Linked DNA regions of Homo sapiens: region 2 is linked to region 1. A link is a contact called in ENCODE Hi-C or POLR2A ChIA-PET data. All regions are on one chromosome and are shown on one strand. The core of a region is the stretch at or near the end of the contact, and the rest is flanking DNA. Distances in the headings are between cores, read along the strand shown. Region 1 holds the start of SLC43A2 (solute carrier family 43 member 2). Region 2 has its middle 22 kb from the start of ABR-AS1.

Region 1 (6,423 bases), core at 2,512-5,011:
AATTTTTTTGCATTTTTAGTAGAGATGGAGTTTTGCCATGTTGGCCAGGTTGCTCTCGAACTCCTGACCTCAGAAGATCTTCCCACCTTGGCCTCCTAAAGTGCCGAGATTACAGGTGTGAGCCACTGTGCCCAGCCACTAAAGCTTCTAAAAAGTATATATAATTTTTGTGTGTGTGTTTAGCCATCAACAATTATATCTCATTACAATTTAAAGTTCTATGAGTATTCTAAGGTTGTTTCTTTTCCGTCTTGGCTCACTGCAACCTCCGCCTCCCAGGTTCAAGCCATTCTTGTGCCTCAGCCTCCTGAGTAGCTGGAATTACAGGCGCCCACCACCATGCCCAGCTAATTTTTGTACTTTTTGTAGAGATGGGGTTTTGCCATGTTGGCCAGGCTGGTCTCGAACTCCTGACCTCAGGTGATCCACCCACCTCAGCCTCCCAAAGTGCTGGGATTCCAGGTGTGAGCCACCGCACCTGGCCATTTGCCCCTTTTCAGGAGTTCATGTTTTCATTCCACAAACTCATATTGTGCAACTGCTTTGTGCTTGCTTCTCTATCAAGGGCTGGTCATACAAAGTTGAATAAGACACCGTCCTGCCCCCAAAGAGTTCATAGTCAATTAGAGAGGAAGGCAAACAGACGAATAGCTAATTATAAAACAATGCCAGCAGTGGACAAATAAAGTGAACAGTATTAATGGGGAGTGGTTAGGGAAGGCTTCCCAGCGGAGGTGCCGTCCAAAATGAGGCTATGTCGCGAGCTAGAGGAGAGAGAACAGCAGGTGCAGAAACCACAGGCAATTCCATGTGACTGGAGCATCGGGGACCAGGCAGGTCAGATGTCCTTCAGAGGGAGGGAGAGGGAGGAGCCTGTGTGGGTCAAATTGGGGAACTGGAACTTTTAAATTTTGTTTATTTTTTTGAGACGGAGTCTCGCTTTGTTGCCCAGGCTGGAGTACAGTGGCACAATCTCTGCTCACCGCAACCTCTGCCTCCCCAGCTCAAGCAATTCTCCTGCCTCAGCCTCCCAGGTAGCTGGGATTACAGGCGTGTGCCACATCACCCAGATCTTTTTTTTTTTTTTTCTTTTCAGACAAAGTTTCGCTCTTGTTGCCCAGGCTGGAGTGCAGTGGCACGATCTCGGCTCACTTCAACTTCCGCCTCCCAGGTTCAAGTGATTCTCCTGCCTCAGCCTCCAGAGTAGCCGGGATTACAGGTGTGCGCCACCACACCCAGCTAATTTTTTGTTTCTTTAGTAGAGACAGGGTTTCACCATCTTGGCCAGACTGGTATCGTACTCCTGATCTTGTGATCTGCCCACCTCGGCCTCCCAAAGTGCTGGGATTACAGGCGTGAGCCACCGCGCCCAGCCATTTTTGTATTTTTAGTAGAGACAGGGTTTCACCATGTTGGCCAGGCTGGTCTTTAACTCCTGACCTCAAGTGATCTGCCCGCCTCAGCCTCCCGAAGTGCTGGTATTACAGGTGTGAGCCACCGTGCCCAGCCAGGAACTGGAACTTTATCCTGTTTTACAAATAATAGTTTCTGAAGGATTTTGGCAGAAGTCACATTTACATTTCCCTTAGTGCCCTGGGATGAGATGGGGGCTGGATTTGAGGAACTGAAATCTGAAGGTGGCTCAACAACAGTAGTTGCGGGCCTAAGGGCACAGATGGACCGATTAGGTAAATATGTAGGAGATACAGCTGTATCAGTTTGATGGGGATGCGGTGAGGGAGAGGCAGAATCACAGCGACTGCCTAACAAATGTCTGATGAAAGGATGGTTCTCAGCAGGGCACTGTGAGTCATGCCTGTAATCCCTGCACTTTGGGAGGCTGAGGTGGGAGGATCACTTGAGCCCAAGACTTCAAGACCAGCCTGGGCAACAGGGCAAGACCCTATCTGTACAAAAAATACAAAAATTAGCCAAGTGTGGTAGCATGCACCTGTGGTCCCAGCTACTTGGGAGGCTGAGGCAGGAGGATCACCTAAGCCCAGGAGGTCGAGGCTGCAGTGAGCTATGATCATGCCACCACACTCCAGCAGTCTGGGTGCCTGAGATCCTGTCTCAAAAAAAAAAAAAAAAAAAGAAAAAGAAAAAAGACAGGGTTCTTGGTATCTAACTTCAGTAGACAGTAGTAGTATGGTTATCTGAGAGAAAATGTGGAGGACAGTTCTGGGGGATATTTGAGGCATGTTTGAGCCCTGCAGCGCCGTCAGGCTGCTCAAAGAGGAGGGAAGGGTGAAGAAAGAGATTTTTCAGATGGCAGTTGAAACCTTGGGAGTGGGAAGGGTTCCACAGGGTGAGGAACCGGGTAGGCTACCAGCTGGAGCCGCCCCCCAGCAGGCTGACAGCTCCAAGCGTTGTCTGGGGGAGGTTGCCCTCGCCAGGTGGCCCGGGCGGATTCTAGACAGTAGGGGGCACACTCGGACTGGGGCAGGTGGAGCAAGAGGCGTTTGGGGCTCCCACAGCCCTGGGGTGGTGGTGGGGTTTTATTTTTGGTTTTTATTTTGGTAGAGATGGTTCTCGCCATGCTGCCCAGGCTGGTCTCAAACTCCTGTCCCCAAGTGGCCCTCCGACCTTAGCCTCCCAAACCGCTGGGATTCCAGACGTGGACACCGCGCGGCAGCCCTGGGGTGCTAAGCCAGCCCCCCGGAGCGAGCCAGGGTGACCAAGGCGATTCTGGGGCAGTCAGAGGGTCTTCCCGGGTCGGGTTAGTGCCTCGAATCCGGGGGACGAAGACGGGGAGCTGAGCTTTCGGAGCCCGGGCTTATCAGACGGGGACCCGGAGCCCCCTCGAACCCTCCCTAGCTTGTACCAGCTGGCGGACGTGGCCCGTAGCATCGCCCTGCAGAGGGGACCTTCCCTGAAAGGGACGGGGAACGGGGTGAAGGTGGCCAGCGCGGGCAGGGAGCACCCAGATGACGATCAAGGGTGGAGGGTCCCCGGAGGACCGAGCAGTGCGTGAACACGGGCGGAGAAAGGTCAGTCTGATGGGGGGAGCTCAGGAGACCCCATCCTAGGACGGGACAGACCAGCCCCAAATCCCCTTGCAGATTTCCAAGGGCCAACTTCCAGGGACCGGGCAGACGCCACCGGGGAGAGGGGAAGGGGTCGGTGCATCAGCGGGGGGCGCCACGGCTGGACCGGGTCCGGGATCCCAGGCCCCGAATACGCCGGGACGGGAACCACCGGGGCGGGGGAGCGAGGAACCAGGACCCAAAGCCCGAGGCGGCGGGGACGGCGGCGCTGCGTGGGGAGGAGGCGGGGTGGGGATTCGAGAGTGGAACCACCGTGCGGAGCCGGCGCATCTGGGCGTGGTGACCCGCGCGCAGGGGGCAGCTGGGGACGGCGGGGCGGCCGCGGGAGAGCCCGGCTGGGGGCGCTGGTGGCCCGGCGGCTTCTGGGGGGAGTCCGCTGGGGGCCGGGACGCGGAGCCGGAGCCCCAGCCTCGCAGGGTCAGGCCGCTGGAGAGGCCGCGGGGCGATGTCGCCGGGGATTCCCGGCCGCGCTGTGACTCGGGTTGAAGGCTGCAAAGCCGAGGCCCGGCCCGCAGCGCCCAGGCCCCTCCCGTCCCCCATCTCTCTTGTTTGTCTCCGAGTCCGGCCGGAACCGGCTTCTGCTCGCGGCGGGGCGGGCGGGGGGCTGGCTGCTGATTGGTCGACGCCTGTTTCCAGCCCCGCTCAGCCAATCAGCGGGCGGCAGTGTTTTCTTCTTGGGGTCGGAATAAAAGGGCTGGAATAAAAGAGGGCAGAAAAGGCGCCGGGCGGGCCCGACACACGCCGGAGGAGCCGGGTGAGCTGCAGCAGGGAGGGGATCGCGGCCGGGGCGAGGGCGCGGGGGCAGAAGCGGCCGCCGAAGGGGCGTAGGGAGAAAACGTGGGAACGAGGAGAGAGATGGAGCGATGAGGGGCCGCCAGGGAAGAGATGACGAACAGATGCGGGCTGGGGAATGGAGGCGCGGGGGTCCGAGGCCATGGAAACGGGCGAGTTGCCGGGGGAACGCCCGAGATGGGGGTCGCGCGGCTGGCTCGCGCCACCGGTTTGAACCGGCTCCTCGTCTCCCACGCTGGGTTCGCGTGGCCGCAGCGCCTAGCGACCTAGACGGCGGCCAATGGCGCGGCAGTTCCTGCGCCGTCCGGCCAATGAGCGCGCCGGGGCGGGCCGTTCCGTAGGTCTGGGCGCTGATCTTGTGGTTGAAGAAACCAGCTCTGGGGAAGGGTCTCGGGCGCGGGCGGGAGGGCACCTGTCAGGGTCCCTGGGAGAGGCAGCCCTCGGATCTGCCCCTGCCCACCTCACGCTGCGTTCCATGCTGGCCCCAGGCGATGTCAGTCCTGCTGCAGGCCAGGACTAGTTCCACGGCCCTGAGCATGCGTTAGCCCCTTCTTGCCTCCATGCCTCAGTTTACCTCGGAGTGAGCTGCGGGAGACGTCTCCCTGCCTGGCCGGGGCGGCTCTGTCGTAGCGGAGGGCAGCGGTACGAGCCGGCCGCGGGCTCGGGGTGTCCCAGGTCCGGGCAGGGCTGGGGTTCGCTTCCTCTGCTGCGCGCACCGGCCGCCGCGGCCGGGGAGGGGTGGCAATCCCGAGCCCTGCGGCAGCGGTCGGGGCTGCTGGGGGCGGCCGCAGGGGCTGGGCAAGGGCCGGCCGCTGACGCCGAGTTCTGTGCGCAGGTGGTGCAGAGCCGGAGCCGGAGCCGGAGCCGCGCCGCGCCGCACCATGGCGCCCACCCTGGCCACTGCCCATCGGCGCCGCTGGTGGATGGCCTGCACGGCCGTGCTGGAGAACCTCCTCTTCTCGGCAGTCCTCCTGGGCTGGGGCTCGCTGCTCATCATGCTCAAGTCAGAGGGCTTTTACTCCTACCTGTGTACCGAGCCAGGTGAGACAAGCGCCTGGGGTTGCGGGGGGCTCCTGGAGCTGGGGCTTTGGGAGGGGGCGGGATGGGGGCGAAGACCTAGCGAGCCACAGCACCGCATTGCCCAGTGCCTCTAGGGTATCAGAAGGCCCATCTGATCCTCACCCAGCCCTGCCGGGTACTTGTCATTGCCCCTGTTTTGTGGACGAAGACATCGAGGCTCAGAGCGATCTGTCTTGCGCAAGGCCGCAGAGCCTGGGCCTGCCATCCACCCAGAACCCCACCTGCTGTCCAGGGTGTTCCTTCCACCCGCTACGAACAGTGCTGGACTGCTCTCCTCTCCTCCCAGCCCTGGAACATAGCTTGGCTGGTAGTAAACATGTTGCTGTCTGCTTGTGAGAAAGAGGAACTCCAGATTAAGGGGCTGGGGTGCAGCAGGAGAGGAAGTGGCCTTGCCTCCACCCCAGGGAGGGCTCATCTAGAATCTAGACGTTCCTCAGGCCATTGTGGAGTCTCCTAAGTGCTTGCTGGACACAATTTCTTGTCTATTTTTGCTGCCTTATGATTCTCCAAAGGACATTTCCCCCACGGGCTCTGAGGACATCTCCGTGGCTTTCCAACCCCATGGGGATGAAGGGGAAGAGAAGAAAGGAACGTTTATGGAAATGATGCTAGGGTTGTTCTCTCCTCTTTGCCTTGTCACTGGAATTGCTGAAGGCAGGCTGAGGATGCTTCTCTACATGACATCTGCACCACCCAACACACACTTACCTTCACACCTTCATACCCTGTTGGAGGGTCCTGATGACTACAGGGCAGTAAATTCAGCCCCACAGGAGGGCCACAGCAGCCCCCAGCCTCTAGCCTCCTACCCTCCTTCTTAGGCAACCTTGACAGGAAATTTTCCCTCTGCCTTCTCCTTGATCCCAACGGTAGCTGCATAATAGCTGAGCTCACATAATCCCTGTCGCCAGTGCTAGAGTGCCCTTAGATGGAGGTAGCCCAGGTTTGACTTCCTGAATCCCCAGCAGCAGGCCTTTTCTTTCTAGAGCTCTTTGCAGGAAGAGAAAGCTTTGGACCAGCTCATGCTGGGTGTAATCCTTTGTGGAAGCCTCCCTGTTTCCCTTCTCTGATCTGCCCCGGAGATTCCTGTGTGTCCCAGTCTCTAGGGAGGGAGGCTTAGCTGGAGAGGTTCAGGGCAGGAGAAAGCAGGAGAATGCAGAGGCCGCGGGGAGAGGACAGAAAGTATATCATTTATAACTAACCTTTAGCCTTTAGCCACTCAAAAATATTTCCTAATAGCCTAAGGGTTCTTGGCAGGTCTTTCCCCACATCAGCAAGAAATCTTGGGAGTTGGGAAGAGTCAGACCTTGTTCCCTGAACAAGCTTTCTGCTTTGGCCAAGAGTTGTTAGGAGATTAATGCCTGTCCCCGAAAGGCACAGGTTGGAGTGTTTACTTCTTCCTCTCCTTTCCTCTCTCCCCCCTTAGAGATCGTGACCCTTCCTGCTTGCCTCCCTGGTGGGCTCTTTCAGGCTGGACACAGGGTTTAAAAAAAAAAAAAAAAAG
Region 2 (6,423 bases), core at 1,957-4,456, 430 kb after region 1:
TTTGTAGAGATGGAGTTTCACAAATTTCACAAAATATTTTTGGAGACATGGTGAAACCCAATATCTGGTGAGCTGGTTTGCAGACCAACTCAGGCTAGCCTCAAACTCCTGGACTCAAGCAATCCACCCACCTTGGCCATTCAAGATCAACCCATCTAACCACAAGCACAGAGCTTTCTCCAAGATGTGGCACTAAACAAGCTGCAGCCCAGAAACGAAAGCTGGTTATTTCCACTTTTCAGTTTCCAAATGCCTGTCATCCTGGCTACTCAGGAGGCTGAGACAGGAGAACCGCTTGAGCCCTGGAGTCCAAGGCTGCAAGTAAGCTGTCATAGTGCCACTGCACTCCAGCCTGGGTGGCAGAGCAAGAACCTGTCTCTAATATTAATAATAATAAATTAATGTAGTGAATCATGCAGATTGTCTAATATTGAGCTAGGCTTGTATTCCTGGGATAAACCCTGTGTGATCTAAGGGGTCAAGGGATGCTCGGTTGTGCACGCAACAACCCAGTCACGTGGCAGTTACACTATAAACGCATCAGTGTCTAACCCATCACAGTGATGTGACGTCAGTGGTCACATGAGAGCTCACTGCAGCCTCAACCTCTCTGGCTCAAGTGATCCTCCCGAGTGTGCCACCACACCCAGCTAATTTTGTTTCTCTTTTTTTTGAGACGGAGTCTCCTTCTGTCACCAGGCTGGAGGGCAGTGGCGCGATCTCAGCTCACTGCAACCGCCACCTCCTGGGTTCAAATAATTCTCCTGCCTCAGCCTCCCAAGTAGCTGGGACTACAGGTGCGCGCCACCACGCCCAGCTAATTTTTGTATTTTTTTTTTCTTTTTTCGAGTCGGAGTCTTGCTCTGGCGCCAGGCTGGAGTGCAGTGGCGCAATCTCAGCTCACTGCAACCGCCACCTCCTGGTTCAAGTGATTCTCCTGCCGCAGCCTTCTGAGTAGCTGGGACTACAGGCATGCACCACCACATCCAGCTAATTTTTCTATTTTTAGCAGAGATGGGGTTTCACCATGTTGGCCAGGATGGTCTCCGTCTCTTGATCTTGTGATCTGCCCGCCTGGGCCTCCCAGAGTGCTGGGATTACAGGCGTGAGCCGCCGCGCCTGGCCAATTTTGGTATTTTTTGTAGAGATGAAGTCTTACTATGTTGTCCAGGCTGGTCTCAAACTGCTGGGTCAAGCAGTCCTCCTGCCTTGGCCTCCCAAAGTTCTGGGATTACAGACGTGAGCCACTGCACCCAGCCAATGCATTTTCAATAGAAAAGATTCAAACGCTACTGAAATCTTGGAAATGAAGCCTGTCATTTCCTGTCACCTCTCCCCCCGACCCCACTCCTCTCTCCAGAAGGAGCCTACAGAACAGGCTGTTACAGATGATACATTCTCAGGCCTTTCACGGCATGCTTAGAAGTATTTGTATCTCATTTGTGCACTGTTTCATTTATTCTCACAACCAGAGAGGTTTGTATTATTAGCCCCCATTTGATGTATGAGAAAACTAAGGCTTAAGAATATTGGGTAATGTGCCAAAGGGCCCAGAGCTCATTACAGTCTCTTAATAATGGGGATAAAACCGGGTATGGTGGCTCAGGCCTGCAATCCCAGCACTTTGGGAGGCTGAGGTGGGCGGGTCACCTGAGGTCAGGAGTTTGAGAGCTGCCTGGCTTACATGGTGAAACCTCATGTCTACTAAAAATACAAAAATTAGCCGGGCGTGGTGGTGCACCCGTTATCCCAGCTACTTGGGAGGCTGAGGCAGGAGAATCACTTTAACCCAGGAGGCAGAGGATGCAGTGAGCCGAGATCACGCCCTTGCACTCCAGCCTGGGTGATAGCGCGAGACTCAGTCTCAAAAAAAAAAAAAAAAAAAAGAAAAAGAAAAAGAAAAGAAAAAAAGAGGTTCTGAGAAATGTGTAGATGATTTCACTGTTGTGCAAGCATCATAGTATATTTTACACAAACCTAAATACAAAAATCACCTGGCTGTATATTTCACACAAACCTAAATACTAACATACAGCCCAGGTACATAGTAGGCTCAATGGTATAGCCCACTATGTGATATAGATATGATATATGATATAGACAGCTTACTGCTCCTAGGTACGAACCTGTATAGCAGGTCACTATACTGAATACTATAGGCCGTTGTAACACAATGGAAAATGTTTGTGTATCTGAACACGTCTAAGCGTACAAAAGGTACAGGAAAAAATACAGGATTATAATCTTCTGGACCACCTTTGTATATATAGTCCTTTCAGGTCATATGGCTCAGGACTGTAGTTTGAACCCATGTTTCTCATTTTTTTTGTTTGTTTGTTTTTTGAGACAGAGTCTCGCTGTGTCGCCCATGCTGGAGCGCAGTGGCGCAATCTCGGCTCACTGCAACCTCTGCCTCCCGGGTTCAAGCGATTCTCCTGCCTCAGCCTCCCGAGTAGCTGGGATTACAGGCGCGCACCACCACGCCCGGATAATGTTTTGTATTTTAGTAGAGACGGGGTTTCACCATGCCGTCCAGGCTGGTCTCGAACTCCCAACCTCAGGTGATCCGCCCGCCTCGTCCTCCCAAAGTGCTGGGATGACAGGCCTGAGCCACCGCGCCCGGCCCACATTAAGTCTTTAAATGCCCCGCTGGGGACTAAGATGCCCCTGGTGGAATCCAGGAGCCCTGGTGGTGGCTTCTGCGGGGCCCAGGCCGAGATGAGGGAGAGGCCGGGAGGAGTGGACTGGGCTGGCCCGTGGGCCGGGGGTCGGTGGTTTCTCGTGCCCTCCCCTCGGCTCCAGGGATTTCCCCCGTGAAGCCGGCACCGAGGTCCGGACAGGAAAGCACTTTGAGCCATGGATTTATGTAAAATCCAGATGAGGAGCTGGAGCTGGTTTCTCCTCCCGCGTCAGGCGGCGCCACCGGAACGTCCTGGCGGGACACACACTCACGCCACACCCCCTGGCGGGTCTCTCGCCACGCGGAGAGAGCGCCCGAGCCCCCTTCGCCCCGCGAGGTTCCCAGGGTGTAGGCAGGCCCGGGGGGCGCCATCCGCCTTCCTGCGCGAGTCACGGACACGACCCGGGCCCTGAAGGCGTCTGCATCACCGCTCCCGCCGAAACCTCAGAAACCGAGGCCGAACACTCGCCGGGCTCCTCGCAGCGGCGGCGGGCGGTGACTCAGGGGTTCCCGACTGGATTAACCGCGCCTGGAGGACTAGGCAGCCCGGGCGACTTACCGCAGCCTCATCACGTGACCAGGACCTGCGGCCCCCGCCCCCGCAGACTCCGTCCCCGCGGGCCCCGCCCCCGCAGACTCCGTCCCCGCGGGCCCCGCCCCCGCAGACTCCGTCCCCGCGGGCCCCGCCCCCGCAGACTCCGCCCCCCGCGGGCCCCGCCCCCTCAAGGCCCCGCCCCCACGGGGGACCGCCCCGCAGGCTCCTCCCCGCGGACCCCGCCCCCCATGGACTCCGCCCCCACGAGCCGGGCCACGCCCCCTGAGGACTGCGCGGGAGCCTGGCTGGATCCGAAGCCCCTTCCAAGGAGTCTCCCCAGGATCCTCTGCTCACACCGGCAAGTGAAAGACCTTTTAAAAGGAATGGGGCTGGGCGCGATGGCTCACGCCTGTCATCCCAGCACTCTGGGAGGCCGAGGCGGGCGGATCACCTGAGGTCGGGAGTTCGAGACCAGCCTGGCCAACATGATGAAACCTCGTCGCTACTAAAAATACAAAATTAGCCAGGCGTGGTGGTGCATGCCTTTAATCCCACCTACTTGGGAGGCTGAGGCAGGAGAATTGCTTGAACTCGGGAGGCGGAGGTTGTAGTGAACCGAGATCACACCACTGTACTGTAGCCTGGGGGACAGAGCAAGACTCCATCTTAAAAAAAAAAAAAAAGTAATGGCAAAAACAGCAATTACTTTTGCACCAACCTAAATAGTAGGGTTCGAGGAGAGCTGAGCTGACCACTTTCTCCCAAGCAGTAGAAGCTTCCTTGTTGAAACAAGAGGGCCATTTGTCTCCAAGGTCTCTGTTTCTAGCCGCAGTGTTTCCTAACCCTAAACCTAGGCCTATTTCATCAAGGGTCAGCGGATTAGGAGTAGATGGCTATGGATCACCTTCCCTTTCCTAACAGGGTCTTCATTTCATGCAACATTTGCTGCCAGCTCATATGTGAAGATGTGAAAAGGGGGCAGCTGGGGCCTTTCAGAAGAGGGTCAGGAATCTGAGCCTCTTTGTCCATAGGGGAAATACTCTGAATGCAACTTCATCATGAGTGGGCACGTGTGTGTTTGGGGACTGTTCGCTGAAGAGTATAGGAAAGAGACAGCCGGGATCCCCTTTGAATTTGCAATTTAGAATGAGTGATCTAAGATGAGTAATAAGAGGTTGGAGATTCTCTTTTGAATGTGCGCTCTGGGGCTCTGGTATGGCTGCATCTGTTATAAAGAGGTTCTTGGGCCAGGTGCGGTGTCTCACACCTGTAATCCCAGCACTTTGGGAGGCCGAAGGGGGTGGATCACCTGAGGTCGGGAGTTGGAGACCAGCCTAGCCAACATGGGGAAACCCCATCTATGCTAAAAATACAAAAATTAGCTGGGCATGGTGGTGCCCCAACCTGGGCAACAGAGCGGCTACAGAGCCAGACTCTGTTTCGAAAAATAAATAAATAAAAGGAGGCAAAGGGATTATGTTTTTCTAGATGGATCTTCTTTCTCTTAATCTAGCTGCTCTTGAATAGCAAAGTATGGGAGGAACACACTTATGAAGAATAGCGTTGCTTTGACTTTTTAAGAAACACTAGTAAGCAGGATGGGCGCGGTGGCTCACGCCTGTAATCCCAGCACTTTGGGAGGCCGACGCGGGCGGATCACGAGGTCAGGAGATCGAGAGCATCCTGGCTAACACGGTGAAACCCCATCTCTACTAAACATACAAAAAAATTAGCCGGGCGTGGTGGTGGGCGCCTGTTGTCCCAGCTACTCAGGAGGCTGAGGCAGGAGAATGGCGTGAACGTGGGAGGCAGAGGTTGCAGTGAGCCAGAGATCACGCCACTGCACACCAGCCTGGGCAACAGAGCGAGACTCTCTCAAAAAAACAAACAAACAAGCAAAAATGCTAGTAAGCTACCTCTGCACTGTCAATGAGACACCCCCAGAAAACAAAGCGTGTGGTTTTGCTTTGGTGACCTTCACACCACGCACAATATCGGGGTTGCCGTCATCTCTTCGGCATCGGGGGGCCTGTTTCACTTTTTGTCTTGTTTTTACCCTCCGGAGAGAGGTGTTGTGTGTGTGTGTACCCGTGTTATACACGCTCACATAAAAGTCAGCCAGCATGATGATAATAGCTGATACTGCGTGAGTGCTAACGAGGGAACAGGCGCTGTGCGGGGTGTCTTCTTTTCACGATCTCGCTGGGTCTTGTTAACAATCTCAGTTAAAGCACTTACCGTCATTACTGAAGAGACTGAAGCTCAGAGAGGTTCAATACGTCGTGACACCAGGCCGTGAACCGGGTCTGTTCTGTCTCTAGAACCCACATCCTGACCTAAAGCATTGTGCTTTGCATCCGGAGCAGCAGCCTCGTGGACACCGGCCCCGTGAAGCTATTGCTGATGTGAACAGTCTTGAGTGATGCGGCTGCCTGAGGGGCACCAAAGCCTCCCCGGCTGCTCCTCTGATCATTTTATTCCTATCAGGGTTTGGGGCTTGGGCCCTGAATCCAAACAGAACTTTCCCTTTACAAGTCTTCCTGTACTTTCCTCCCCCCATCCTCCTTAGTTTCCATTGCTGAAAGGCTGATGTCATTAACACAGCCCCTCCTGAGGCAGGTGGGTGTCCCTGGCCAACCCCAAGGCTTTCTCCCAGTCTCTAAGCTGTAGCCCTGCCCAGAGGAAGGAAGAGCCCCAGGACCTTGTCAGGAGCAATTCTCAGCTTTTTACTGGGGATGTTATAGATGAGGCTTTATCTCTGGTGTCCCTGGACGGTGCTGATAACCCAGGTCATGTTCCTGTCTCCCCGAAGTAACCGGAGACATCTTGCACCATGAACAAACCGGGATGACGTGCCCGGGTTTCCACCTGGGGATCCATCTTTGTGTCTGCACCACGGAGGCCCCGAATAAAGTGAGGTCATAGCTCATCTAGGTGAAACTTGTTCTGCTTGATGTAACGGGAGGAGGGGAGAAAATGAAGCTGGACTGGCCAAAGATCAGGCTGAGAAATTCCTGGGCACAGTCTGGAGAGCCACTCCAATTACACCTGTCCCTCCATTTTCATGGGGGATTGGCCCCAGGACCCCTGGCAGATACCAGAATCCCAGGACGCCCAAGTCTCTTATATAAGGTGCTGTAATAGTTACATGTAACCTAATCACGTCTCCCATAGACTTTATTTAAAAAAATTTTTTTTAATGGAGACA

The links. Hi-C counts contacts between places; a loop is a spot of excess contacts on that map. ChIA-PET counts read pairs that join two places held with the same protein, here RNA polymerase II (POLR2A). Pooled maps may share reads with other maps.
Region 2: a loop to region 1 is called in a pooled map, with 3 times the contacts of the local background. The contact joins the enhancer-like site here to the promoter of SLC43A2 in region 1. A Hi-C loop is called at or near these places in 1 of 37 single-sample maps with no recorded cell type and 7 of 50 pooled maps. POLR2A ChIA-PET finds 5 or more read pairs at or near these places in 1 of 52 experiments (activated CD8-positive, alpha-beta memory T cell).

Annotation. Positions count from the first base shown.
Region 1 is chr17:1,626,172-1,632,594 of GRCh38, reverse strand. SLC43A2 (solute carrier family 43 member 2) reads left to right here and starts at 3,761. Exons shown (of 14, transcript NM_152346.3): 1 at 3,761-3,801; 2 at 4,675-4,880. The coding sequence starts at 4,721. RefSeq lists enhancers at 4,513-5,050, 5,051-5,588.
Region 2 is chr17:1,200,365-1,206,787 of GRCh38, reverse strand. It overlaps a transcript of ABR not described here. Among named protein-coding and RNA genes, the nearest start is that of ABR-AS1, 22 kb to the right of the region's middle. Within about 2 kb of position 3,206, at least 24 of the 41 ENCODE cell types and tissues checked have a DNase peak (open chromatin) inside an H3K27ac peak, as active enhancers do.